Regions from separate parts of the Homo sapiens genome. Here region 2 is linked to region 1. A link is a loop called in an ENCODE intact Hi-C map of the cell type or tissue named here. Cell type or tissue: ovary. All regions are shown on one strand.

The links. Hi-C counts contacts between places; a loop is a spot of excess contacts. Peaks named below come from ENCODE experiments on the same cell type or tissue, not always from the same donor. Only the 100,000 strongest peaks of a DNase experiment are listed, where the experiment ranks them.
Region 2: it touches region 1 in a loop (12-fold over the local background); 24 of 110 quality-filtered maps call a loop at or near these places.

Annotation. Positions count from the first base shown.
Region 1 is chr18:23,824,821-23,827,320 of GRCh38, forward strand. LAMA3 (laminin subunit alpha 3) reads left to right here. Exons shown (of 75, transcript NM_198129.4): 22 at 1,882-1,979; 23 at 2,494-2,500. Among named protein-coding and RNA genes, the nearest start is that of LAMA3, 140 kb to the left of the region's middle. In ovary, no CTCF peak of the experiment used is centred here; a DNase peak (open chromatin) is centred at 1,361.
Region 2 is chr18:23,886,544-23,889,043 of GRCh38, forward strand. All of the region lies in intron 41 of LAMA3 (laminin subunit alpha 3), which reads left to right. Among named protein-coding and RNA genes, the nearest start is that of LINC02958, 95 kb to the right of the region's middle. In ovary, no CTCF peak of the experiment used is centred here; a DNase peak (open chromatin) is centred at 1,198.

The DNA of each region.
Region 1 (2,500 bases):
TCTCCTAAAGACTCTTAATTATCAGAACAAATGCGAAGCCTTCATGAGTATGTGGCTTCACCCTTCCAAAGCTTGTATGGGATTTTCCAGCATGAGTCAGAAGTATAGACTTTAGCACTCATTGCCTCACATCATAAGAACTAGCAACTTCACCTGGTTATTGTCTACACTGTCTGGAGATTGTGTAGAACCAAGGAAGAATAACCTAGAAGACAAGCAGATATGGATTTCAGTAAAGTTCTTGGGGGTGGAAAGAGAAGCAAGAGGCTACAGGAGCCACTGCTTCTCCATGACACTCTTTCTGCTTTCTTCTGTGTTAAACCTAAAGCAGGTTTATTCCCACCAAACAGATTGCCTACAACAGAGAACTCTTTGTTCAGGAAAGGCTTTGTCTGCAAACACCTAATAGAATAGCCAGAGAAGCCATGGGGAGTTGGAAGGATGAAACCTGTTCTCTGAGACAGCCCTCTTTGCTATGTGCTTTAAGGCCTGCTTTGCTTCATGGCAAGGTCTTTTCAAAATAGAGTCCTTGGGAAAAGCTTGATTTCATGCTCTCAAGTGGAAAACATAAAGCTTTTCCTTCAGGCACAACCCTGTTTATTGGCCATGTTAGCAAATCTTAGGAAAGTCGCTTAATTCCAATCCTGTCTCTTCCAGTCCTGCCAGTTGCTTCTTCCATACAACAGGGACAATACTTATCTTAATAGGTCCTTCCAAATTGGGATCTTACAAGGATAACATGAGGGATTGTTCTTTCCATTCAAGACAACAAAGGAACATCAGAAGGTCTCTGCTCTTCTTGCATCTTCTTAGTAGGAAGCTTTATTGCTTAAAAAAAAAAAAGTTCAAGAATGTTTCACAGATGGTAGAAATGAGGCAGAGGAAAATTCCATTGATACTAGTAACGGGTACAAAGTTGGACTCACGGAAAGTAGAAGTTCATTATAAAAGTTACTGTTTAGGCATGGAAGATGCCTAATGACATTATCATTAGGCATCATAAGGGTGCCTATGATCAACCTTTACTATTCTATTATCTGTGAGACTATAAAGTCATGAGGAGAGAGGAGACATGGTCCCAAACTCAGCAAACTTACTAGTAGAACAGTAACCCTTTTAAAATTTAAACCTACTGAGTCCCCTCAGCCACAATCTCTTACTTTTCCCCTCCTATACATTTCTGTCTGAGGAGAGAAAAAGCTTTGTGGTCTGTGTATGAGCTCTTTGCCCTCCCCTCTTCCCTCTGCAGATATGTGCTGCTGTCAGGACGGCTAGGGGCTGTCAATCATTCACCTCCCAGAAGCCTGCAGCTCTGCTCTTTCCTGAAGAGCTGCTTAGCTGAATTTACGTTGTGGGCTTTGTTTGGCACACTCAGTGGAACATGTTCTTCCTCTCGTTTCTTGGGACAGGCAGTAGGCCAGTTCCATTCTGTGAATCACCAAGATCACAAGGCATTGCTTTTTATACCGTGCCAGTTGAGCGTTACTCGGGTGTGGGAGTAGAAAGTGATCCACATTCAGTGTTCTGTACTGCTGAAGGCAACCAGCATTTCCACAGAACATTTCATCAGTTGACAATTTATTATCTTTGTTAATTTGTGAATTTATAAACAACCAAGGAGAGACAGTAAAATCTCTCTTGAAACTTGAAGAATAAAACTGTTCACACTGACAAGTTTCTCTCTGATACATAAAGAATCTTTGATGAGTGGTTCTTTGTGTTTCGGTGAGTCGGGATGAAGAACAAAGCAGTTGATATGGAGAGTTTAACTAGCGACTTCACCTGGTTATTATTGATTTAACTAGTATGTTTGATTATTTTCTATCCAAAGTAGGGCTACCATCAAAATGAATGATTCTCCTTTTGGTCTTTATTTTCTAGGATTACCTGGTGCTGCTCCCCAGGGACTACTATGAAGCCTCTGTACTGCAGCTGCCAGTCACAGAACCATGTGCCTACGCAGGACCTCCCCAAGAAAAGTCAGTGTGGGGCAGAAGGTGCAGCCGCATCATTGGGGTCCTCTAAATTAGGAGCCTTTAATGCAAGCTTTCATGAGGTGTCTCAGGATCACAACGACAGCATGATGCTCTGGATAATTAGTTGTTATCTTCCTCTATGTCTTACTTGTGTTCTTCAAGTAAGATTCACAAAGCACTTTGCACACCATAGCTGGCTTAGGAGTGGCTACCACCCTCCAGCATGTGGGAATGTTGATGCATGCCCAAGTCAATGCCCTCAAGGTCAGTCATACATCTGGTGGGAGGAAGAGCTTAAAATAGAAGCCAGGTTTGTGGACCTTTGTTTCTTCTCTTCCCCATGCAGATGAAAATTTATTGCTTAATTCTTGTAGCAGACACTTAATAAGAGTTTATTGAAGGATGATGAATGAATGAGTGAACTGAATGACTGAGAGTCTTTGGGGATGTACTTTGATATTCCGTTTGATGTTCTCAGTTGTAACTATTGATTCCATTGTTGTTGCTGTTGTTGAAGTTGCTTA
Region 2 (2,500 bases), 62 kb after region 1:
AGGTAGGAGAACCATATGAACCCAGGAGTTCGAGGCTGCAGTGAGCTATGATCGCACTACTGCATTCCAGCCTGGGCAACAGAAAAAAAAAAGCCAATTTGATAGAGAAAAATTGTGTATCATTTTAATTTACATTGTTTTGTTTAAACTTTAAAAGAGTTTGACTAATTTTTGTTTAACCGGAAAATGAATTCAACCAGATTTCAAGTAAGGCATAACCACCCTAGACTGGGGTTATCTGAAATGTTTATGGATAAGGTGGGACTTTGGTAGGTCCAAGGGGTTACTAGAACCCAGTGGAGCCAGAAGATGGAAGTGGGAGGCAGGTTAGGTTGGGGAAGCAAGGCAGAAAAGCCCAAGGGGCTGGAAGACACTTGCCATGTGTAGGAGGTGGGGACTGCCTTAGACTGGGGACACTGAGCAGCAGCTAAGGAGCCCAATTCTATGGCAAAAGATGGTAATGGAAGGTTCTTCTGTTTTCCATTTTCCATTTCAGCAAAAGGAGCATTTCTCACACTTGCCTTACACTTATTCAGTTATTCTTTCAATGAAAAATGTATGGAGGTCCTAGTATATATATGTCTGGCACAGTGCTAAGTACTGGAGGCACATTAACAAACAGCACAGACAGTGTCCTCAAGGGCTTTCCAGTCCAGTGGTGGACAGACATCAAAACATGCCATTAAAATAGCGAGAGATGGGAGAACTGGGCTAAGTTGAGCTGCAATTAGGAGGTATATCCAACCAGCGAGAAGGGAAGGATGTGGGGAGTGGGAAAGGATTCTAGGCTCTGAGGTTTAAAAGCCACAGGGGACCAACACCTGGGAGAGGCGTCCTAATTTCATCCTCTTTATGGCTCTTCACAAACAATGAAGCATTAAACAGCAACAGGCTCGGTGAGACATCCATTTGGCAGGCAAAATTTTTAATTAACAGTACTTCTCTCAGCTGATGTTTGTTATATCTGATGTCTCAAGAAAACAAGCTATTATTTCTTTAAAAAATTTTTTGAAGCTTTTTCATGGATAAATGCCATTTTATGTCAACATTTTTCATTTGTTAGACACAGCACCCAGACATCATTCCTGGCACTAGTGATTAACTACACAATGATAAACACAAGGACAGTCAAGGGTGAAAAGCAGGAATATAGATTATGCAGGAGACTAGCTGGATAGAAGCCAGAGTGGCCAGCTGTGGGGAGGGTTTCGCAAAGGCTTTCCAGCCCATGCATGCTCTTACCCCTCTTCTCCCTCAGACACACAGGGCCACACAAGACAAGCCTATTTTCTGCTCTTTATTTGTTGTACCAATGTCATTCGTGAAATCAGGAGGTTTTACTTCAGTCCTTTGGGTTTAGCCACTGCCATAAATTGAGAATAAGAGAACCAGTTATTTCTTATAACCAGTAAGTAATGCTTTGCAAGAGTAAGGAAGAAGTAGAATCGAACTTCCTGAATATTTCTGTGATTTAAATATAAGGTACTTTGTAATTATGCATCTATTACATGGGAAGTTTAGATGTAGGTAAGAAAGACATCAAAAATAAAGTATTCTAGAACACAGAGCTTCTGCATAACATGATCTGTTAGGTAGAATACCAAGCCAGTCACAAAGTAAAGCCCTATTATTAGTATATGACCACCCTGCTTAGTAGACTTAAATAGGCCACCTCAGCCTAGTTACCTTCTGGATTATTAGGGGATACATGGGCCTTCTGCTTTCTTGTAATAATTTCAAATGATGCCAATTAGAAGATGAATATTTTGTCATGTCTTATTACGATAGCTACCCTTCATTGTCTGTTATGTGCAGATATTACGCTAGATTCTTTATTACATTATCTCATATTCACTGAGCAAAATAGGTATTATTAGTCCACTCACTTATTCATTCAACAAATGAATGAATATGTGCCAGGTGACCGTAGGGATATATCAGTGAGCAAAACAGCCCAAAACTCCACATCTTCATGGAGCTTATATTTTCATGGGGGCTGTGGGGGGGACCGGTAAAGAAACTGAAGCACAGAGGGTTACAGCAACAGCCCAAGATCACACTAGTAAGTAGTAGAGATAGGAGTCCAGCCAGATCTTACTGATCCTTTACATTATATCAACAGTGTATCCATGGTAATACATTGGTGAAGTATATTGGAAGTACATGGTAACGTGTATTGGAATTGCCTAATTTTTTTTGATGCAGTGCTTAAATTTGGGGAAATGAGGTAAATACCATATTCCCTTGAGTCTATCAAGTCAATTGATGATAAGACACCACACATCAGTTTAATGACAATTTGGGGGTGACTGGATGGGGAGTGGAACTTTATTAATGGAAATATTGTAATTGACATCCCAACTCCAGGAGCATGAATATGTGCTTATTTGACTTTAAAAAAAAAAAAAAATCAAAGAATCAAGGAAATGTGATCTTTAAACTTGTAAACCAGTAATGAGTTCTCATTACTATACTATCTAGAATAAAAAAGGCTCAGGGC